Regions from separate parts of the Mus musculus genome. Here all the other regions are linked to region 1. The links are chromatin loops, found by intact Hi-C in ENCODE. Cell type or tissue: heart. All regions are shown on one strand.

Region 1 (8,000 bases):
TATTTTATTTTAGCGCCAAGTGGTTTGGGTGGTAGCTGCAACTCTAACGCTATCTTGTGTTTATGTGACTCCACTGGCTTGTTATAAAGAGGGGAACACTAGAAACCCCCAGGGTCTTAGAGTATACAATGCACAGAGCAGTTCTGCATTGATGGTCACCAGGGCCAGCGCTATGTTTTCATTTCTGCACTAAAGAATTGTATTTGCGCTGGGCGTGGTGGCGCATGCCTTTAATCCCAGCACTCGGGTGGCAGAGGCTGGCGGGTTTCTGAGTTCGAGGCCAGCCTGGTCTACAAAGTGAGTCCCAGGACAGCCAGAGCTACACAGATAAACCCTGTCTCAAAACACCAAAACCAAAACCAGACAAACAAACAAAAAAGAACTGTATTTGCTCGGCCTAGATGTCATCCCAGTGGCCAGGAGAGTGTTCTCTTTGGGGGTCACTGGACAGATGCCCAGTGATCTCACTGAGGAGGCTACAAGACAGGCTTTCCCTCACTTAGCCTTTAGTTTCTTGGTTCTCCTCAAAGCTGGGCTGCGGTGAGGCCTGAGAAGTGAAGCAAAGGGAAGGTAGGCAAGGGAAGACTGTTTGTATCCTTGCTTCAGCTCTGCTTTTTCAGGCATCTGTAGCCAGAAAAGATGATTAATATTCAGTGTGCGCATGGGATGGGATGCGTGCTTTCGAAATGTTGCTGCTTTCAGCGAGATGGGCAGCTAGTTTTCTATTTCAACTATAGAAAATACACAGTACTCACTCGCTTGCCCAGACACAAGTGGCACCTATTGTTTAAAAATGTTTCCCAAGAATCCGGGTTGCTCTTTTCCTTTCTCAATCTGTGTGCCAAACTATAGGATCCTAGATCTTTATCTATTTATTTTCGGTAAAAGCCAGAAAGACACATGAAAGAATCGAGACTTTTCTTAAGGGGACTTAGCGCGGTTATTTTTAATAATTTATGCACACACTTATATTCCTGCGTGCATAATCCCCCCTCCCCCCCGCGCGCTTCACTGATGTAAAATCAGTAGCTTCAATAACGGAAATCCACTTCCCCTGTGGGTGACATTCCAATAGGTTTTTCCAAACCGCAGAGTCAAAATGCCAGGAGCCTTAGCCGCTGTCCCTCTGGACAACCGACTCAGCTACTGCCCACCGGCGCACTCTTGCCTTCTGCAAAAGTTGCTGGTGTGATTAGTCCGGGTCTGAATTTGCAAGCACAGTTCTCCAGCCCTGGACGGGAAACGCGATCGTTCTCCATGACAACAACCAGAAAGCGCCTGGAGCCACGCTCGGATTTCTACCTGCTCCACACCTTGCGGTGATGCTTGGATTTTTTTAACTCCATATTCCCATTTTAGGGGACAAGCTACTCATGAAATCCTTTGCATGTGAAGTTCCTCCATGAAACGTTTTCCGAGTTCTTCTTTCGTAGTCTAGGTGGAGGAAGCTGAGACAGGACTTTACGTACCGTAGTATGGGAGGACCTGACCAAATCTGTAAATAAATTACTAGCCGGGCTTGGACAACCTGCCTGGCTGGCTGAGGTCTTTGTCCGTTCTGCTTTGCTCCGGGTCCGCGCGCTCCCGCATCTGGCCGGCAGGTGGCGCGGTTGGTTCACGTAGATACTCTGCCCCTGCTGTTTGCAAAGTGCCTCCACTCAAACTCCACTCAGGCTGAGACCCAGACTTGGAGGAGGAAAATCTGGCCCGGGAGGGAGCCAAAGGAGGGGCAGCTTGAGGCGAGCACGGAAGGTGGATCTTTTGGAATCCCACCCCTTCAAACGCCTGGGGACCAGCCACCCAGTTTCAACTGGGGCGGGTCCCTTGGTAGCTAGCTGAGCTGCGGTTGGCGCTCAAATTGGCTTCCCCGGTGGCCTGAGCATCGGAGGACCGGATGGTGTCTGCGTCCCTGGGAAGTCGATGGTTGGCACCCAGAACAACGCGGGGTTGTGGGACAAGTTTCTGCGGGTAGAGCCTCTCATTTTGGTCCCCTGGGAGACTGTCCCCATCAGTACCGGGGAGACTTCGGAGTTCAGAGCCACAGTAGCTGCTCCAGGCAGCTTGCGACCCTCTGTCTGTCCCTTCTGTGCAGCAGGTGCTCGCATTCTTACAACCTTCCCCTTCTACACCTAAGTGTCCAGGAATGGCTAGAAGTGGTTCCAGGGACACTCCCTGGAAAGCACAGTGAGTTCCCGGTAGCTAGGGCTGTCGCGAGGTGATTTCTCCCTTCATAGTCCCGTAGTGGGCTCGGTCGATGTGAACACCCGGACCTGGCCAGGGATCACTTCCAAACGTTAGGAAGATTGGGGACAAGTGACCGCGCTCTGCTGCTGGGGAGATGACTGGGTCCCCCTGGCTAGGTAACTAAGAAGGAAAGGAATTATCAAGCTACGAAAGTCCCCCAGCCCAAAGCATTTCCCACGGAGGAACGCCATAAAGACACAAAACCTGGCAGTGAGGGTGGCTGCGTGCAGCAGAGAGCGCCCGACCTTAGCTGGGGTGGACAGTACAGAGACCCGACGACCTCGGCAAGGGGCAAGAGCCAAGGTGCAGGTCAACTTCAGACTTATTTCATCTCAACAGGAGTCTTTTCTCCCTCGCACACCTCCGGACTTGGGGCCGGGCGGGGAATGCCAACGTTTTCTGGCCTTCCCCACCGTCCTTTCGGAGTCTCTCGAAGTTCCCTCTGCCGTCCAAGGGATCGATCCCCAAGGATCGAGACAAGGTCTGGGGCCTCTCGTGGGGGCACAGACCCATCACTGCTGGGAAGCCAGCCTCGGGAGACCTTGAGCCCTGCGGAGGCTGGAGGGGGCGGGACCTCGGGGGTGGGCTCTGCACCGTGGGGGTGGGGACGTGGCGCTGGTTCTGCACTGCTATTGGTCACGAGCTCTGGACTGGCGGGTGTACGTCACGGGCCGGTCCCACCCTCTTGGCAATGTCTTCAGACTGCTGCACTCCTAACTTAAGCATTTATTCCACTGGGATAGAAGCGGCAGGAGCAGCGTTGGCACCGGCGAACCATGGCTGGGATTTTCTATTTCATCCTCTTTTCGTTTCTCTTTGGAATTTGCGACGCTGTCACCGGTTCTAGGGTATACCCCGCGAATGAAGGTAAGAGCCCGGCAGCCCTTATGCGGTCCGGGACCCGGAGGGGGTGATTCACTGATGAATGGTCTTCTGGAGCTCAGAACCAGTTAGGGTGGGGGGCGGGGGGTGGAGAGCGCGGCATGAGCCTCGCGTTCCCACTCCGGAGAAGAGTGCCGAACAGAGGGGATCCTCTTAAGTGGGGACTGAGGAGGATCAGGCTGTCTGAACTGAGAAGGGTGACCGATGCAAGCTGCCACTCTGCCCAAGTTTGTAGCGAAAGGCCAAAGTTTATCAGCATCCGCCTGCAGGGCCGGCTCAAGGCGCCCCGAGGGGATACACCGGGATTTGAAAACAAAACAAAAAAACGTGTGAGCAAAGTCCTCTACATCAGCAGCACAGGCGAGAAGGGAAACCCAAACGTAGAGCGCAGAGCGCCCGGCCTCTTGTCCAAGCCTTGCGAGCCCGGGTTTTTGCAAAGTTTTCCCAGCGCAGCGCTTCCCGGGACCCGGCTGCTTGGTCTCCGGAGCGCGCAGCGGTGGTGGCGCCGCTTGTCGGGCGCCGGTGACCTGATTTCTAGCACCGGGCCTCAGACACCTTTTTCTCCATCGGGCCGCGCACCCTGGAGGTTGCAATCTCAGGCCTACCTCTCCCCTACCCCAGATCCTTAGCTCATCCAGCAAAACTAGGGGACCAGTCAGCGAATTAAACATACCCCACTGTAAGCTTCTCTCTCCAGTATGGGGTACTGGACTAGTCTAGAAGGACAGGCATGACCGACGGGACCCATTCGTGTGCCGTTTTCTGTTTGTCTATTGCGACGTTCTGGAAGGATTGTTTGTCTGTTTTTCTGTCCGAGGTGAGGGGAGAGGTGGTGACCATTTAGTTTGTGATGGGCCTAGGGGGAAAGGAACACTCTCTGTGTCTATTTCTGTCCTTATGTGTCCCTGTCTCTCTATCTCTGTCTGTCTCTCTCCCCCTCCTCTCGTGTGTGTGTGTGTGTGTGTGTGTGTGTGTGTGTGTGTGTGTGTGTGTGTGTGTTTGAGGGCAAATGTGTGCCTGGCGCGGGTGTCTGCAGGAACCTGGACGTTTTGTGCCGGGTAAGCGAGTGCGCACAGTGTGTGAACGTGGGCTCCGGCCTGTGTTCGTGTTCCAACCTGCGCGCATTAGCTGTGCATCTGTCTCATCGATTCTTCCCACTCCGTACATCCATCTATCTATCCATCCAGCCAGCCAGCCTCCGTCTCCCCAGGCATCAGTCCATCTAGCTATTCCTGTGCAATCCACTATCATTTTTTCTGTTCCGAAGGAGGGAGCCAAAAACCAACTTAGGCTTGGCTAGACAGAGGGTACCCGGAGCTCTCCAGGCAGAGGTTTGGACCTTGTCGTACACCTGCCCACAGGCAGTGCCGGGGCGGAGGAGGGGACAGTGGGGGTAGAAGAGTGGTCTCTCCCCTACTCCGTCACATTCCAGGGGTTGTGGCTTCGATTTAGCACCTCGGCAGTTCCCGGGGCTTTTCCTCTGAGCGGAACCGCGTACCTCGCATTCTCCTGGCTATGGCTACTTACTTTACACACTTGTTAAGTGTCCCCAGAGACCTCTCTCGCCCCAGACCTAGAGGTAGTTAGAGTTAGGATTCTTTTTTTTTTTTTTTCTTTACCTTTAATTTCCCCTCTTTTTTTCTTTGGGAAGCAAGACTGGGCGCCCTAGACCAAAAAAAAAAAAAAAAAAAAAGGCGCTCGATGGAACCGTAGGCTAATGTTGAAAGCGGGGGGGGGGCGCGGGGGGGGCGCTGCACCCCCTTGCCCCTCCTTCCCTTAAAAATTAATTCATTTTGTTGCTTTTTATTCCTGTCACGTTTCCTTTTCTCCCTTTTACCCTCCCTTTCTACTCCCTCCCTTTTTTTGTAAATTGGGTCTTATTGTTCCCTTTGTGTCCCTAATCCACCTTACATAAATCCAAGTGGATGTAGCGGGCTTTTCTCTGGGGTCCGGGAGGAGAAGGGAGCACAGCTCCAGGCGGGAACGACCCGGGCAAGGCTCTACATTTTAGAATAATTAATAGACCCCAGGAATAAGGATCTTTCGGAGAGCTAGGGCAAAGGGGTTGGTTTTTAGCTTCCTGGATTTGAGGGATAGAATGAGAGGAGGTGGGCAGAATTCCAGGTCCTGGGGGTGAGACAGAGAGTTGGGGTACTCGGGCCGCCAGGACAGGGGCCTCCCATTCCCACCCCTCCCCCAGCCTGAAGAGCCAGCCTCCCTGATCAAATTAATAACCCACAGGGTGTCTTTTAGATGGGCCTTTCGACCCCCAAGCCTGAAGATCGTGCTGGGAAAGGCAGTGTGGATAGGTTTCGAATTCATTGCCCCTCTTTCAATGTCGTAGGCACCTGAGAAGGGTACCGCAGCTCTAGAGGCGTCTTCTCCCTTCCCCCCTAGCTTGGAGGCCGAATGTTAGGTGTAGCGCAAGCATACTAAATCCATTAGGCAGCACTCCATACCTAAAATTCAAACCAGCCATTTCCTGGAGGTGGAGGTCTCATCTCGCTTGTCCTCCAAAGGACCTACGAAAAAAGAGACTGCTTCAGTGCGTTTTTGCATTTTAACCTTACCCTTCTGGCAGGCCTCCTTGCTGGAACTCAAGATATTTAAAAAGCAGAGGGTGCATACAGTGGGTCTGTATTTATTTGGGGAGGGGGGGCATAAGGGGAGGGGGGAGAGCCTTTTCTCTGACCCTTCGGGTCCTTCGATAGCATTCACTTGTGGGTCTGTCACCACCACTGGTGAGTTATGTGGTCATCTGAGGCTTGCAAAAACAAATACATCTAGTAGATAGCAGACATAGATGAATGCAGACTTTGCTCTCTGGTGTTGCTGTCCTACATTGATAGATTTGTTTTGTTTGAATTGTGCTTGAGATACCTCCCTATTCATCCTTTTTAGGGGGAAAAAACTGAATCAATTGGGTCCTCGGGTGGAATTTTAAATGCTAAGCAAGTTAAATAAATAAGAACCTGCAGACTTAAAGAGGGGAGAGGATCATGTGAGGAGTGGTTATTTACATAAGTGGGCCCGAGTTTCGGTTTTGATCAGATTGGCTATTCGCACCCTCAACACATATGGAAACGCTCAGGCAAATGGTTTTTGTATTATTGGCTTTTTGCGATTGGAAATTAATCTATTTTCCTTTGTTTTTTTTTATATTTTTTTTCTGCAGTTACTTTATTGGATTCCAGATCTGTTCAGGGAGAGCTTGGGTGGATAGCAAGCCCTCTGGAAGGAGGGGTAAGTTCTGAGGCCTTCTCTGAGGCAAGAGGGGGGAAAAAGTGATTAGCCACTTTCTGAGAGTCTAATGGCTTGATTCTTGGTGATGTGGTGAGGGGGTCAGATTTCCGATGTGGCCTATGAAGTGAATTACGCTTTGTTGGAGAAATCTAATACTCCCTTTGGAGAGTTCTGTCATGGAAGAGCTAGAAACCAAAAGGGCAGAAAGGGGCTTCAAAATTAGGAGATTGGTGGAAGTATAGACTTAGATGCCTATTTAAAACTAAAATACCGACAAGAAATACGATCTGGAGACCAAATTAGAATTTATGCCTATTACTCTGGTGGTCATGGAGTCCTGGCGGGGTTAATTTTAGAGCAATTGTTCTGCTTCCAGCTGAAGAAGGAGAATAAAAAAGATAGCAGAAAGAAAACATCTCCAATTATACACACCAAAGCAGAGGGGAGGCTGGCCTCCTTAACTTGTGGTCCTAATCTGAAATCAGCTGCTGGCTAAGGAGGTTTCTGCCAGGGGCTTGTAAATCTAGAGTCCTCCAGGATCTGGGCATTCAATTTGAAAGTTTAAGCATTTGGAGCCTGGGTCTCAGTACACTGGGGTTGCATCCTCCTTCATATCTCAGCTAGGGAAATTGGAGAACTCCCCATGACCAATTCCAGCAGAAGAGTTCCGTGCTTGGCTGCCACACCCTCCTCCCTTCTTCCCCCTGAGTAGCAGGTCACAAATGAATCGGTTACAGAAAGAAGTCAGGACAGCTTGTATCACTGACGATGGGCCCCGCATTGAAATAACTCACATCCTTTAAGAAAATATTAAGCAAGCCATCTGACCCTGACATGTGAGATAGTTTATGACTGAGTCAACTGATCAAAAACAATGAAGAAGCAAAGATTAGGAGTCTTGCTAGGCAAACATTGTGATGCCGGCACCCCAGGGTGGTGTTCCACACCCTTGAAGAAAGAATTAACAAACAAAGCATCAAAAAGATTCATAGACACTATTATACAATATGTGTTTCAGAACTAAGAATGGGCAATTAAATAATCATTAAAAAAAAACTGAGAAATCAAAGCAGGCCCTGCAATTCATCAGAAATAAAATGGAGATTGCCCTGCGTTCCTGTCTCTTTGCCTGAACTTGACTGCCCTGTGTTTGTTGGCTTGCTCTTTGACAAAAAAATTCTATTCTGTCTCCCAAACCAATTTTTTTTTTTAAACCTAAGAGAGGGAAAGCGATTGGCAGGCCTCTGGTAGTGTAGACAGGCTGTATTCAGTGCTGAGTGCAGGCAATTGCCCTCATCCTTTGAATGTGAAGAAAGATGCAGCTTTATCTTGCTCCGAGTCAGACTCAGTGTTGATCCTAGACTCTGGACCCTTCACTGGGCCACAGGAAGCTTTCCCAGACTCCACCAGGAGTTTTCCTCCCTGGGTTGCAGTGTATGACAATGACAACTACTAGCCAACACAGCTGAGGATGGAGAGCCGAGGATGGAGAGCCTGAGGATGGAGAGCCTGAGTTGTAGAAGCCTCCTTTCTCTTTCTCCCTGCCCCAAGCATGAAGAGAGGAGACAGCTAAGACCATTTTCAATCTAGCCTGTTTCACTAAGTACACACTTGGCCTCTGTAAAACCAAG
Region 2 (8,000 bases), 130 kb after region 1:
GCCATCTCACTAATGAAACTCACTTTAATTAAGAATGTGTGTACAGGGCCAGCAAGATGGCTCAGAATGAAAAAGCACTTGAGTTTAATCTCTAAAAGCCATATGAAGGTAGAATGAGGGGATCAACTGTCCAAAATTGTCCTCTGAATGCCACAGCCATGTGTACAGGCCCACACAAGTGCTCTTATATACAAGGAAGAAGGAAAAAAAGAGAAAAAGAAAGAGAGAGAGAGGGAGGGAGGGAGGAAGGAAGGAAGGAAGGAAGGAAGGAAGGAAGGAAGGAAGGAAGGAAGGTGGGAAAAATAAGCAATCAGAGATTCTGGGCTCTGATGGCTTCAGCTCTTCACCCCGACTCAACAGAGATTACATTATTATCTTTATTATTTTACCTTTCTCTAAGCCTCAGTTTCCCTATGTGTAACATGTGCACTGCCTATCCACCCAACTTGTGTTGTGGCCGGGAATAATTTTTCATTACAGATGTTGTATTGGAAATCATTTTCCTTTTCTTTTTAAATTTTAATAGACGGAGTAAGTACAGCAAAGCGAAACAAGAAGCAGATGAAGAGAAACATTTGAATCAAGGTATTAAAACAAAAAACAAAAAACAAAAAAAAAAAACCAATTGATTCCAAAAGTAATTTCATTTTTAGAGCATGCTTTGTGTTATCTAATTTAGAAGTGTTGGTTAATATGCCTGTGAATATTTATATAATGCATTCCTTATCCAAATAACATTCGTCAAGGCTGTCAAGGTGCAATTGGTGATTCCAAACTGTGCAACGTGAGGTTAAAGGCAGGAAGTTCTATAGAGTCTGCACATTTCCTCTTCTGCTGTGGAAAAGTGTTCCTTTAGCTGCTTCACGTCTGGAGCTGGGCAGCAAGACGTGCCGGGTTAATAGTTTATTCTCATGAATGAAAAACTGGGGGAGGGGTGGGATGGTAAAAGAACAGGTTATGTGATGGTAGTCTGTGTTGCTGGGATGACAGCCATCAAGAATTTGCTAGTGAATTCTAGATGGTGAGCTTACAAATAGGCTCTGACCAAAGACATTGATTTAAGAAGTTCCAAACACTTAAAGAAAACCAGATGACCTAGCAGTGGTTCGCACGGGACTTTCTGAGATGACAAGATAGTGTCATGTGAGAGAACTGTAGCCTACTCAGTTTCTTCATAATGACTGAGGAGAAGAAAGGGAAAAAGATGGACACATTTGGGCAATCACGGAGATTTGGTCAGCTGGCATTGCGCATCCTCAAGTCCCCAGTGCAAATGCCAAAGGAAGCTCTCAGTGTATGTCATCAGCTGCCTCAGAGCTCACATTTCCAACTTGTCTGTGGGTGTGATGTGTGACTGAATTGTACCCATAGTATCTGCAACATTCAGCTAGACTGAAGCTCTACCTCCAGCTGAACCTGCTCTGTAAAACAGAATGCAAGTGGAGGTGGAGTCTTTATTCTCAAATCAACCAGTGGCCAGTATTCCTCCCATGCATTATCAATCTAGGTTTAATCTAAGTCTGTTCCTTACTGATCATGTACTTAGTTGGTCTAGCTATGGGGGAGATGTGACACCCTGTAGACAGGGCCTGTGGGAACTGAGAGTGCCTATTTATTGTCTTTGATGAGGGACAGCATTTGAAACGATGGCTATGGAATGTATGACTTTATGTTAGGACAATGAAGCTAGAAGCCACTGGTTGGGAGAAAGGAGCCTGTCAACTCATTCCAAATTTTTTGATAAGAGATTCGCTTTTCCTCCAGGGACAAGTTGTTTTTAAACTCTTATCCTTGAAGTGTGAGGACATTCCAGGAAGTCAGTAGAGCTGCGGTGTCTTGAGCAGCTAGCAAATTCTTTGTTTACCCACTAATGAAAAACAGAGCAAGCATTTAAACATTTTCATATGTCAACGGCCATAGAGTTAACCCAGCTTTTGCTATGCAAAGGGATTTTTTTTTAAGAGCTCGACCCTTTAGGTTTATTCATGTTGCCTTTATCCAGTCACTTTATACCCCATGTTCATTTCTTAGGTGTTAGAACTTATGTGGATCCCTTTACATACGAAGACCCCAACCAGGCAGTTCGAGAATTTGCCAAAGAAATCGATGCATCCTGCATTAAAATTGAAAAGGTCATAGGAGTTGGTAAGTGTCTGAGTGTGCATCTGATAGCTTCCTTTGTAAATGTAAAACGTATATGTAAATTAAACAATTACATTCACATGTACGAGTGTATTGCACGTACGTCTATATGCATAAATAGTATTCACGGAGATTTCCTTAATCAGAGTATAAATGCAATGTTCTGTAAGGAACTTTGGTGCAAATGTGTATTTTAATCTCAGGAAAAATGGGGATAAAATAAAGGAGCACGTGAGATCTGTAGCCAGACTAGGTAGATTCAGAATGCTCTAATTCTCGAAAGCTGGGAGACTTTGGTGAGCTTTACCGTAAGCTTGAGTTTCCTGTGATAAAATGGAGCCTCTAAGAACAGCCTTCTACTAGGCTTTGGGAAGGACTAAATGAAATCGTCACTGTGGTGCCCTAGCTAGGCACCTGTCCTATAATAAGCATACGATGAAGGTTATCTTGTCCTCAATGCATTCCTGATGCATCTCGAACCCTTCTCCCACAGGTGAATTTGGAGAGGTCTGCAGTGGGCGTCTCAAAGTGCCCGGCAAGAGAGAGATCTGTGTGGCCATCAAGACTCTGAAAGCTGGCTATACTGACAAGCAGAGGAGAGACTTCCTGAGTGAGGCCAGCATCATGGGACAGTTTGACCACCCAAACATAATCCACCTGGAAGGCGTTGTCACCAAATGTACGTGTGCCCCCCCACTCCCCCCTCCAGGAAGCTAAGTTGAGAGTTAACAGGGAGATTAAATACACATTTTCTTTCTAGGGAAATGACAGATGGGACAGGCCTACTGATTACTAATAAGAGGAAATCAGTGCAGGACAAGTCATTAATCTTTCAGTCAGCTCTAAATGGGTCTATGACTGCAGCTGATGCCCTGTCTCCAAGGCAACTTCTGTGAAATTTGGGGGAAATTAATATTGCAGAGTTTTGGGTACACCATACCATCTTTCAGATCTTTGCTAGACCAAACTGATTGTCACAGGGTGGGCACGAGCAGATGGTAAACAAAATCAGTTTTATATAAAGCAAAACAAAAGCTCGCCACACCTTGTATTGGAAGCTTGGGTTCCAGATGCAGCGAGGGAAACTTGGGAATCTTTATTATATTGAGGGATTCGCTTGTCTGCTCTGCCTGATTTATGGCTGTTGCCATTCAGCACCTATTTACAGTAACACCTGGTTGAACCTTCCTTTTTTAGTCCATTAGCATTCACTGAGCTTGTGAACCACGCTTCAGTTAAAAAATACGACACAGCTCAACAGACTCGTTTTGTGAAGCAACCCCTGTGTACATCTGTAAGGCTGGCTAAGACTTATAAAACGCCACATGGATGGGGCACTGAAGCAGGGTGTGTTTAAGGTGGCTCTGGTCCAGGAACCCTGGTACCTAACGACAGTTTGTACAAGTCAAGGACCTTGTAAGCCTGGGGCTCTGTCTTCAATGAAGCCAAGGCGGCTCTTACTTGATTTAAGGTGTCTGTGAAAAGCTTGTCAATCAACAAGTGCTGAGGGTCAGGATGGCTGCTTCAGTTGATGAGACACAGGGAGGGGGGGAATGGGTTACATTTGTAGGGAGCTAAAAGTATCCGATCTTTAGGATGAAGAAACCAGAAGGTTACTTTAAACAAATACGCCTCCATTGGAATCTTCTAATAATGCTTGGGGGTGGGGTGGGGGGCAGCAAGATGCCTCAGCATGTAAATGTGCTTGCTGCCAAGCTTGATGGCCTGAGTTCAGTCTTAGGAACCTGCTTGGCTGGAAGGAGAGAACTTTACTCCTAAAGATTGTCCTTTGACTTTAGGACAAGTTCCTTGTGGCATACATGCCCTCCCCTGTATTCTAAGGAAATAGTTTTAAGTAGATGTGTTCTCTTAGCTTTTAAAAGTTCCCTGGGTCTCCTCTAAAAGCAGTTTGAATGTTGGGTGGGGATGGGGAGAGCCACCTGGGTTTTCCTTCCTATGAAGGACTCAGTAAAGGGGAGGCTAACATGGGTCCCTGATCCATTTGGAGAGTAACTGACCTTATGATGAAGTGTTTGCTGACAGCTGTTATCAGAAGCTGGTGGTGGCTTTGATGGGTTGGTCAGTCTTTTGTTTTACTGTTCTCATCTATAAAAATGGAGATAAATAAAGCTTGCCTTGCAAAGATATTTAGGGAAGGAAATAAAATATTTAAAGTAGTTTGTATTGCACAATGGCAAATTATACACACACACACACACCTCTTTAAGTGTTAACGGGTGTTATTATGTCTGAAGGAGTGCATCTCTCCTCACATTGAGAATTCTTCAAAAAGGGAAATTTGATGCTAAGGACATATAATTTCTACCTCAGGTGAAGGTTATAATTAGCATAGAATAGTTCTATTTGCTTTTTAAGATTGGTTTTACAGACAGGATATTTTTCTGTTGCCTGTGGCCTTCGAAGCTGCCCAAGCCCTTCACTACTTTAATTAAAAGATAACATTCCCTTTAAATACTTCTGCAGGTCCCTTTTCTAGAAAAGGGGGCTCTGTTCTACTCCCCGTGTTTTTCCTGCAGCAGACAGTGATTTTCCTAGCACCTCTGCGGAAGAGAGAAGAAACAGGGGATCTTTGTGTTAAAGTCCCACCGCGCCTTTAAAAACCCGTAGCTATTACAGCTGTAACTGTTACAAACGACTGGGTTCATTTGCATAATGCAGTTGTCACTGAATTAAAATGATTTAAAAATTTCCACCAGAGAAGTTGTTGGGGTCTCCTCCCCTTCTGTCCCCTCCCCTCGGAATCCCTGCCTCTTGGAGGGAAGCAGCCATCTCCATCCCAAACCCACTCCTGACGGATTGTTCTTACCTTTGTAGAGCTAGGCAAGAATAACCCAGTGATATTTACCCTTTCTCACAGCACCCCTAAGACATCCCTTGTTTTTCTTCTGTCCTCTCCAACTCCGAAGAAGGAGCTTGTGGGGTACAACAGACTAGAGAATACAGGAAACTTGAATAGAATGGGAGGAGACAGGCTAGGGAGCTGTGAGGGTGAAAGGGTCCCATCAAAGCGTGTTGTCTCATGACCAACCAGCTCCCTGGAGAAACTATCTAGATTCCAGGGAAGGGAGGGGGAGGGGTGCGAAGTGTTGGGGGGGGGGGACACCATAAATTTTTCCCTTTCCCCACTCTTGGATCTTCTCTTCTGGAAAGCTCCAGAGGGAACAGGTAAAATGGAATTAGGTGTTAGCGCTTGGCCGAGAGAGCAGACTTTTCCTCATTAGTTGACAAAGTATCTTTTGATGGAGGCAGGATGACTAAGATTCACGCAGGTGGTTTTGTTGAGGCCCAGGACTTGGGGAGGGCAAATGTGCTGAGAATGGGGCCCTTCCTACGTGGATGGAACTGAGCAAGGCGAGAAGGGAGCACCGGAGGACCCCTTTCAGCAAGGCCAGAGCCATTCTTAGTGGCCTTGTGTAGTTCTGACTTCTGTTCCTCGCTGGAAGTCTGAATGGCGTCATTCTCTAGTTTAAAGTGCTTGACACACACACACACACACACACACACACACACACACACACAGAGAGAGAGAGAGAGAGAGAGTCAGCCAAGAATAAATTGAACTTCATTGAAATTAAAACTTCTAAATTCTTGCCTCTGAAGCGCCTCTCCCTTCTGCACTCCATCTTTGGGTTGGGAATGTACTGATTTCCAAATAAAAGGTGCTTTTCAGCAGTAAGATAGCCCTCGCCTATTTTATGACTAAATCACGAAGTCCAATCAGCAAGAACAATAAAAGTAACTATTTTCATCCGCTTAGGGGTTGCTTTCATCAAGGGGATCTGTAGCTCTGTACTCTCCCCTCCACACTTTCTCTTAGTGACACAAAAAAAGCAGGGTTACGACGCTTGCTAACTCCCCCTTTCCCACCCTGTAACAGTACCTCTTGAAAAGAAAATTTCAGATCCTAATTTAATTCGTTGCCTGTAAGAAATTAAAGAAAGGTTATTTCCGAAGGTTCCACAGAAGAGCTGAAGCAAAAGGAAGACGCTGATTTTTCCCACAAGTCCCGATAGACCTCCCGACTCTTTTGCTCAAACAATGGATTCAAGCTCCTGTCTCAGATGAAGTTATTTGTCTTCACAAATAACTTTATTTAGTTTTAAGATTTTACTTATTTATTAAAATATATACAATATATTTTCTCATATTCTGTCCCCTCCTCCACACCTCCCTATCGCTCCAACTTCATATTGTCTCCAGAGGGGGGGGGGAATGGAAACAAACTAACTCTCCAAAAAGGATTTGTTTGTCTTATAAGATAAGTTGTTAAAGGAAGCACATAGAACAGATGTGTGATGTGAGAAAGTACGGGAAATCACAGAGCCCAGGACAAGAGCGAGAGAAGGGAGCAGGATCCTATATGGTGTGTGCTTCAGGTTTCATGAATAATGAAGTATTCAGTATAACTGCAGCACTACAAAACTTGACTTTCTCTAAAGAAGCAGCTTTCTCTGTCCACAGAATTTAGCATCACTTGAGATGCTCTTCTGGGGATAAAAATCAATGAATTATTCTAACCCCCCCCCCGGCTTTTCAACAGGCCTACCCATTTATCATCTCCCCCCTCCCCCGTTGTTTAAGAGAGCAATTATCCATTCATGTGATCCCTGGATACCAGAGGCCACTTTTGTTAAGGGCCCTGTCAACAAGCCATCCGAAGGGTTAAACCTTCCAGATGGAATGTAAGCCTATGTGTCCTTTGAATATTTCATTCGTTGCTCCCCACAGCTGAGGCAGAAGCTTGGCTTGTTTTAATTAAATTAGATCGCACAAGACAGGTGTCTTGGCAGTAAAATTCCGCGCGGCCCATTTTTATCTCATTAACGGCACTGCTCACGGAGAGTTTTTGTTTTTCTCTTGGAAACTCTAGGTAAACCGGTAATGATCATAACGGAGTACATGGAGAACGGCTCCTTGGATGCTTTCCTCAGGGTATGTGTCTACTTTCTATGAAGCCAGGGAATACTAGTAGCCAGTCACTAGCAGATTCCTTGTATACGCTCTGTTCCATTGCGTTCGTGAGATTTGTTCAGTAGGATTCAGGAAGAGACATGGAATCTGGTGTGATTCTTAAGGCTATTGAATAATCCATGGGCAATGAAGGTAGAATTTGATTTATTCTCACACCGGAGGGCTCTTTGTGCCATGAATTCATTGCACTTGGACAATTTCCATCTATCACAGGAAGCCAACCCAGCTCCTTGAGTACACTCTTACTCGTTGGATTAGTGACTTTGCTCAGAAAGGCCCGGAAATAATGCTGAGTTTCATTGCTCGCCGGATACAGATATTCAAAAAGAGTCTAGGAATAACTGCTTGGTGGTAATTGATTTGCCCTGATGTTAATGGGACCGTTCCCACTCTCTTCCTCTGCAGAAGAATGATGGCCGCTTTACAGTCATTCAGCTGGTGGGCATGCTCCGGGGCATTGGCTCGGGGATGAAGTACTTATCTGATATGAGCTATGTGCATCGAGACCTGGCTGCCAGGAACATCCTGGTAAACAGCAACTTGGTCTGCAAGGTGTCTGACTTTGGCATGTCCAGGGTGCTGGAGGATGACCCCGAAGCAGCCTACACTACCAGGGTAAGGACCGTTTGCCACCTCTGGCATGGCATGCACTCTCATGAAACTGATCTTCTCTTGTCATCTTGAGCTTGGAACTCTTCCTAATTTTTTTTTTTTAAGTTTACTTGTCCTTCAGGCCCTCTCCATATTTCTGCATTCATTTTTTTTAAAAGCATGACTTAAAAAAAAAAAAAGAGGATTTGAAGCCAACTCTAATGGGTGACCATTTTATAGAGTCACAAATTACAAGCAAAATGAATTCTCTTTCC
Region 3 (8,000 bases), 140 kb after region 1:
GTTTCACAGGGTGGCAAGATTCCTATCCGGTGGACTGCGCCAGAAGCAATTGCGTATCGTAAATTTACCTCAGCCAGTGATGTCTGGAGCTACGGAATCGTTATGTGGGAAGTGATGTCATATGGAGAGAGACCGTACTGGGATATGTCCAATCAAGATGTGAGTTTTTACCCTGAGCTTCAGGAAGTTGTATATTACCCTATGGTTAAGTAAGCATTGGGTTTGAAATAATACATTAAAGTCAATGTTTTAAATATAAGTAAATATACCTAATAACCTCACTCCACATTATAACCCATCAGTGACTTGGTTTCAAGACCAAAATTAAATTATTTCCAATGTTTCGTGTAGGGGAAGAAGTACATTCATGAATTTATAGATAAATAAACAATGTGAAGTTTGTAAGGAAACCTATTTCACATGTGGTAAAATCGACACAAAAGTTTTTTGTTGAAAGAAACCTAGTGAATATTTTAAAACTGCTATAGTTGTAATTAGACCTTGGCCCTCAAGGACTCTTAAATAAAGCTTCACTAAATGACCCTTTGTAAATTCTGCACATCCCTTTAAATGTACCATCTGGACTAGTTCGAGAGGGAGTATCTACGATGCATGCAATTTCAGAGACGCATTCAATAATGACACTAATAAGATTCCAGGCTAATAGAATTTAATTACAGACATCTCCAGTGAGGAAGGGAAAAACAAATGCACAACACAGTGAGGCCCAGATCAGGGATTTCCTACAACATGACTTAGTTAATTCTGGTAAAAATTTTTAGGATTAGAAATGAAGTGACCCCCAGTCCCCATAACTTCCAAACTCTACTACTATTTACTCATGGTAGGACATTATAGAAGAGAGTTTACAATGTTATATTTAACTTATCAATGAAAATGATGCTTTGAGGGTGTCATGCTCTGCTGTAAACTGAGCAAGCTGAGCCCTTAAAAGTATATTTTGGAAAGCTTTTCTTGTAAAACTTGATTCTGACGTGGAACGGTGTCTGTGCATTGGCCTCATCTCCCTAACACAATAGGAAATTACAAACCCCACACAGTTAAAGGGCCAAATGACTTGACTAGAACCACAAGTTCCAACAAGCAGAAGGTGGATCACACCAATCGGGAGGCCTTGTGTTCACATGTAAGTGGCCGAGCGGGGATTTAGCTGCTGTGCCTACCCAGTTTTAAAAAAGAGTTGTAGCACTGGCATTGTGCATCTACCATTCATAAAAGAGGATCCAAAGTGGACAGGATGGAAGATGACAGCTAGAATGATGGGTCAATACAAGATGGATAAAGACTGGGTGGTGTGTGGGGTGAATGCTGTGGAGTCCATTGTGTAAAGGGATTATCGCTTATAGATGTCTTCAAGAATTCTCTTTCAATAGTGTTTGGATTCAGTCCCTCAGAGCACGGTGAGCTTGACTTCACATAATGAGTTGTTTGTCATTAACCTTCCTTTATTTCAATTGAGAGTCCCAGATAAATGTGTGTCTATGAAAGTGAACAACACTGCTGCCCTACCTATTCTCAGACTTCATAATTTTGACAGTTTCTTTATTTCTGTAGAGCAATACTTTGCATTTGGGTGGCTTTGTGGCCGTTTCTTGCTCACAAATAATACTGATAATATCATTTATATATTGTCTGTCTGGATTTGGGGAATCATTAGGAAATGTAAATGACATCACTGGGCAATGACAAATACAATGACAGAACCAGGGAAAACACACAAAACTTAGTAATTTTTTTTTTAAAGAAAGAAATGGTTTCCCCACCCAAGAGATTCAGCAGTGAGCTGAAAAACATGCTTTGTTAACCTAAAAGCCATCTTTCCAGCTGGCCATGCGTGGGTAAGGAGCCTGGGAGAGCGCAGAGAGCGCATGCTCACCAGTGTGAGTTCTCCAGGCATCAGCCCAGTGCTCTCTGCATCCTCATCAACGGAGAATGCTTTCATCAACTCCAAAGTCAATACCATGCATTTGGAAAGATAAAAGGAATAAGAGGCTCAAACTGACCTAATGTGCTTGCCAAAATTAAAATTAAATACAAAGACCTTACAGGAGGTAGAGCAGAAACATCTCTTTTAGAAGGAGAAGCACATAATTCGGATACAGTAAAATATTGAAAAATACTTGGGGAGGTGGTCCTCCATCAAATGATGATTGCTAGACTGAAGCCATGTGCTGGCTGAAAAGACAGCCGTCAAATTTATGCCTAGAATCGAGATCTACTCGAACTGACTGTTTTCTGCCCTGGCCAGTTTTCTCAACAGTCAATAGCCCCTTGAGGGACAGATCCAGTGTGGTTATGGGATGGCCGCAGTACTTTGAATTCTGGGCAGCGATCATTTGGGGAGGGGCAAAGAAAAAGAAAATGACAAATAAAAAGGCTTAAGGTATCAAACAAAACTGCTTCCAATATCTGAGGCTGCTCATTAACAAGGCTTATTATGCCTGAGACTCTGTGTGAAGAGTTCCCCCTCCTAAAGTTGGCCGGAGTCTTTCCTGCCAAATCACCTATACTGGATTCGGGTCCCAGTGGGGAGGGGATTATAGAAAAAGTCAGTGTGAAGGTAGTATGAGCCAAGCATGGTGGCTGAGGCAGGAAGATGTCCATTGGGAGGCCAGCAAACTGAACTACGTTGTTAGATCCTATCTCAGAAAACAAGAGGGATGTGGGTGGAGACTGGAAGAGAACCAATGTCCTGTCTGTGAAGACACATGAGAAGGACTAAATTAGAAGAGAAGAATGGTTCCTGTATCTAATTAAGCAGGAAGACAAACGACACCAAATGGCCTTGAACAATAAGACAATAGACACCTACCACTGAAATTTCCTTTAATGCACAGGATCTGCCTTATAATATGAATGGATTCGAATATATTTTCAAGAATTGACTTATTAGCACTTTGAATAGAGTTCATCAGCAGAGGACTGTGGCCAAGACAGACCCAGTTGATGCATAAGAGTGCAGATCTCCTATAGAGAAAATGACTAGGCACTGATGCTGATACAGTAGCTACTGAGTGAGGTTACACAGGGCTGAAATGATGCCTAGGGACTTCCAATTTGGAATTACTTCCTCAAGGATGCCTGGCACTGGTGGCTTTCACTGGAGTGTGTAGATGTGCCGAAGCTGAATGGTGGAGTGCAGACAGGACCCTGTGATGTTGGAGGGCTGTCACCAAAGCTCCGACACCATGCTGTGATCTAATTGGGTCCTAATCACTTTGGAATATCAATGCATCTTTCGTTCGAGTTTGAGATTGGCATCACTTCCATTTAACAGCTGGCTTTTCTCCCCCGTTGCCAGCAATACCTAGCTTTGGCTTCTGTAAAGGAGTTGGAGCTGTGCCCACGCTTAGCCTGCTGGCAGCTCACCACAGTGTCCTTTTGTCTTCTCTAGGTGATCAAAGCCATCGAGGAAGGGTACCGGCTACCCCCTCCAATGGACTGCCCCATTGCCCTCCATCAGTTAATGCTGGACTGCTGGCAGAAAGAGAGAAGTGACAGGCCTAAATTTGGGCAGATCGTCAACATGCTGGACAAACTCATCCGCAATCCCAACAGCCTGAAGAGGACAGGGTCGGAGAGTTCCAGGTTTGTCATGGTTACTAGTAATGATGTATGAGGGACCGCATCATTTGTGACAGGCAAGAGCAGTGCATCCTGATTCCTGCTTTGCAAAGTCACAGGCTACCTCTGAGCTCTGCAACCTGGGTAACTTCTTCAATTACTCTGAGCCTGAAGAAGCTGATTGGTCTGTGAAATAAAAAAAAAAAAAAGAAAAAAAAAAAAAAAGGAAAGGTCCCAGAGCCATGATTCACCAGGAAGTTTCCTTAAAAGAATAGGATTTCCTGTCAACAGATTCAGGACAACACCTAGACACAAGACTCATCTGGTGTAGATCAGGGTAGAAAGGCCTGTTGTTTAGACTGTTATGTCAAAAATGATAAGACTTGGGCTTGCTTTGAGTGAGCATCAATCTCTGGAATAACACTAAATGTGGCTAAACTCTACATCTTAGCTGGGACCGTGGATAACTTTATTATTTGAAGAAGGACATCTTCTAACATGTGGAGGCTATCTTTTTGCCCTATTCTTGGAAAGATTAAAATGGCCCCCAAGCCTTCTTTCCAGGTCTAACAGTTTTTTTTTTTCAGTTCCCAGGGTGAATGTTCCCTACTTTCTTGCCTTCATCTGTGTCCTTTTGTGGGGAGAAGCAGGGCAGAGATATTTTTAAGGTCTTTTTATTTTTTTTCTTTTTCCTTTTTTCTTTTTTTCTTTCTTTCTTTCTTTCTTTCTTTCTCTCTTTCTTTCTTTCTTTTGGTATTTGGCACTTTTCTTAGCATTTAGATCGATATGAAAAGCTCTTCTGCCACTAGTACTGCATAATGCCTGTCTTGTACCAAGGAATAGAACAGGTTGAGTCACAGCATATATTTTTTTCAGTTTTGAACTTTTTCTTGATAATAGTACTTAAATAATGCCTGTCATTATTGATGATAATAGGATATAATAGAATACGGGACATGACTTAGCACAAAATTAGGCAACTGTGCTATTCTCCAAAGAGAACGGAGACTTCAGAACAAGCCAGGCAGTGACTAACTGACACCCAGGGGAGATATTTTCACCTTGAGGTTTTCTGACCTTGTCAGTCAGTTGGAACCCTGTTCATGACATGCCTAGGCTGAAATTACTAATAAATGATTTGACTTTTGTTTAACAACAAATGCTGTGGTGCTACCTCTCCCCCCCCCCCCACTTAATGACAGATATAAAATTCTATGTGGTAATGTTATTAACTCAAAATTAGGAGAATTCGACCTTGTAAACAGTTGCTGAATCTCACTCAGAGACAACTGAACTGACAGATACAAGAGGAAGGTCAGAGAGACAAGTTATTGAAACACAAAACTGATTGCTGTAAAATTAGTTTTTGTCAAAGTATTCATGTAAAAGGAAGATAATACAAATGAAAATAATTTAGATCAAACATGAAAGCTTTTCAAGGATTGGATTGATTCTGTATAAAAAAAACAAATCAAGACATCACAATAACTTTCTTCTGTTTTTTTTTTTTTTCATAAGAAAAAAAATTTTTTGTCCTAATTTGAAGACATTATTCCAACCTAACTGTGCACAATCATAGATTTAGGCTAAAATGTTAAAATCAGACACAGAATTTCTATGGTTTTAAGGGGAAAGGGAAACTTAAGAGCACCTTTTTTCTGTGCAGGAAATTACAATAGATATGTTATAAAATGTCTCTTTGAAGGGCTAGCCTGTGGCCATTCAGTAGAGAGGTAATGACGACTCTTAAGTCTCCTAAAGACTTTGATGGATGGGAGATTCTTCATGGAGCTCCATCATGAGGAAAGGCAGAATGCCTGAGACCAGTCACTATTGATCTGACAGTAAATTCCTGGCTTAAGAATGAACAAATTAATAACAAAGTTAAGAAGTGCTTTGACTTTATTGGAATAGTTAGCAGAGGAATTTGAGGAGCTTATACCCAAATCCATAGAGCAATCACAGTGCCATTTTTCCACCCCCTGGTCTTTGCATGTGCTAGTTGGGCCTAGGTTGCTTCAGGAATGGATTGCCTCCCCCTGTCCTGGCTTTGTGGGGAGGCACACAGAGCATGTCTCGCACACCTAGCTTAGAGCATGCTGGACCGGAACTCTCTCTGCTCGCTCAGCTTCCATCACGCCTGTCAGCTAGCAAGCTCCCAAGTCTTCTCCCTTTGATTCACTGAGTTGTCCATGGTTGCTGAACTAATGTCTGTGGTATACAATCCTGATGGAAAATGGATTCTTTCTCCAAAGACTGTACAAGCACAGGCTTTCTCTACCTCCCTCATTCTCTACCAAGTTAGGATGATCAGGGACCTGCTATGAGTCTCAGTTCCCTGAGTTGCACACCTAAAGTGAGGGCTGTGAAGACCAAAAAAAAAAAAAAAAAAAGAAAAAAAAAAAGAAAAAAAGAAAAGAAAAGCACGTGTTAATTTTGAATGACATCTATTCCATTTAAAAGTTTGGCCCTCTGTTACCCTGGCCTGTCTGATTCTCATTCTCTTTTCAGACCAAACACAGCCTTGTTAGATCCCAGCTCCCCTGAATTCTCTGCTGTAGTATCAGTGGGCGACTGGCTGCAGGCCATCAAAATGGACCGGTATAAGGACAACTTCACGGCCGCCGGGTACACGACACTAGAAGCCGTGGTTCACATGAGCCAGGAGTAAGTACTCAGCGATGTAACACCAAAGGGTAAATCGAGATTTCATAGTATTTGCCTGTTGTGCTTTGAGCTTCATACTCATTCCCTACTCATTAAAGAGAGAGAGAGAGAGAGAGAGAGAGAGAGAGAGAGAGAGAGAGAGAGAGAGAGAGAGAAGAAACCTGGAATTGTTGTATTAAAAATTAATAAATAAATCTCGGCGGCGGGTTCACCACCAGCCTCAATGTTTAACATTCCTGAATGAAAGACAGACACATAGATAGCCTTTAGATTTTGATATGTCCTAATCAGCATAATAGCTGGGCTATTGCCTGACCTCCACTACTGAGAGAATCTACCTCTCACTGATAATTCTGAGTTACAACTTACTAAATTTTGTGTTTTATCTTGGCTGTTCTGGGCCCAGAGGGTGCTCAACTGGGTGGTGCTCTGGGCCACTCTCTCTCAGGGAGGCGGATCTCTTTCTCAATCCCCTCCAGTCCCAAGCCCAGGAATCCTAAATACCTCAGCCTCTGCCCTGTCCAGCCATTGGCTGCCCGTATCTTTATTAGCCAATCAGAACCAACTGGGGGCGGGTTCCCTCAGTGTGTTATGTGCATATGTGTGGGCTCTCTCCTGTAAACAATTTGGGCGGGGGGGGGGGGGGGGGACGGGGGGGGGACCCAAATTAACATTACAATACAAACAACATTAGGCCAAACCCACTACATGGAATGCCTCTCATTTTGGTTGAGTATAATTTTACACGACCTTTATATAGTACCTGCATTGTTGTATTGGATGTCTGAATGAGACATGTATACACCTGCCTTGTACTGTACTAATTGTGGCAGATTCAAATGTGTGTCTGCATGAAACCTTGAGGAGGAGGTTCTCCGTACCCCTCATGACTTTCTCTCCCCTTCTCTCGGCCCCACCTGCAGCGACCTGGCGAGAATTGGCATCACCGCCATCACGCACCAGAATAAGATTTTGAGCAGCGTCCAGGCGATGCGAACCCAGATGCAGCAGATGCATGGCAGGATGGTTCCTGTCTGAGCCAGTACCGAATAGACTCAAAACTCTCGAATAGTTTACCTCATCCATGCACTTTAATTGAAGAACTGCACTTTTTTTACTTTGTCTTCGCCCTCTGAAATTAAAGGAAAACAAACAAACAAAAAACAAAAACAAAAATATCTGCAGCGTTGCTTGGTGTAAGAGATTGCTGAAACCATGGGGCTTATAATGAATGACCTTGATCATCAGAATTAAACCTGGAGCCAGTAATTTCTCAGAAGAACTCTGTCCATCGCTGGTGTGTAAAATACATGTACTTATATAAATAAAACTCTGCCTCTGAGTTTCGATGCTGTATTTCCCGTCAGAGGCTTTTCAAGTCACCCTAATCCTTTCTCTGTCTGGAATTTCAAGGGAAGGATTTCATCTGTGGCATTAATAACAGTCATCACTCCTTACCAGAAAGAAGACCTGCTGTGCCCAGGAGCACTGTTAAAGGACTCAATGGTGGCTTTCAGGGCTCGGTTTATACCACAGAAGAAAATCCAGGTGAAAGCCACTTGGCCCATTCATGCTGCCTCTTCAATGGCCAGGACACCTGGTGGATTTTTATGACATAGGGGGGGTTAGAAAGAAAAGAAAATGGATTTTTAAAACATGCGAACTCCCAAGACCTATTAACCCTAACTGGACAAATGAGGTCTCTTTGGGGCTGAGGCTGTGCCATATAAAGTCTTCTTTGAGAATGC

The links. A loop is a pair of places that touch in the nucleus more often than their neighbours do. Peaks named below come from ENCODE experiments on the same cell type or tissue, not always from the same donor. Only the 100,000 strongest peaks of a DNase experiment are listed, where the experiment ranks them.
Region 2: it touches region 1 in a loop (2.6-fold over the local background); 5 of 42 quality-filtered maps call a loop at or near these places.
Region 3: it touches region 1 in a loop (3-fold over the local background); 7 of 42 quality-filtered maps call a loop at or near these places.

Annotation. Positions count from the first base shown.
Region 1 is chr1:77,510,052-77,518,051 of GRCm38, reverse strand. It overlaps Epha4 (Eph receptor A4), which reads left to right and starts at 2,964. Exons shown (of 18, transcript NM_007936.3): 1 at 2,964-3,111; 2 at 6,302-6,369. The coding sequence starts at 3,021. In heart, CTCF peaks have their summits at 1,601 (motif pointing right), 3,417, 3,618 and 4,390; DNase peaks (open chromatin) are centred at 1,711, 2,251, 2,901, 3,481 and 1 weaker place; H3K4me3 peaks cover 5,064 bases; H3K27ac peaks cover 4,406 bases; H3K27me3 peaks cover 791 bases.
Region 2 is chr1:77,382,618-77,390,617 of GRCm38, reverse strand. Epha4 (Eph receptor A4) reads left to right here. Exons shown (of 18, transcript NM_007936.3): 9 at 527-585; 10 at 2,032-2,145; 11 at 2,636-2,821; 12 at 7,034-7,095; 13 at 7,540-7,749. Among named protein-coding and RNA genes, the nearest start is that of Mir6352, 110 kb to the left of the region's middle. In heart, no CTCF peak of the experiment used is centred here; no DNase peak of the experiment used is centred here; H3K27me3 peaks cover 1,507 bases.
Region 3 is chr1:77,373,023-77,381,022 of GRCm38, reverse strand. It overlaps Epha4 (Eph receptor A4), which reads left to right. Exons shown (of 18, transcript NM_007936.3): 14 at 10-159; 15 at 3,416-3,609; 16 at 6,097-6,252; 17 at 7,176-8,000. The coding sequence ends at 7,290. Among named protein-coding and RNA genes, the nearest start is that of Mir6352, 120 kb to the left of the region's middle. In heart, no CTCF peak of the experiment used is centred here; no DNase peak of the experiment used is centred here; H3K27me3 peaks cover 189 bases.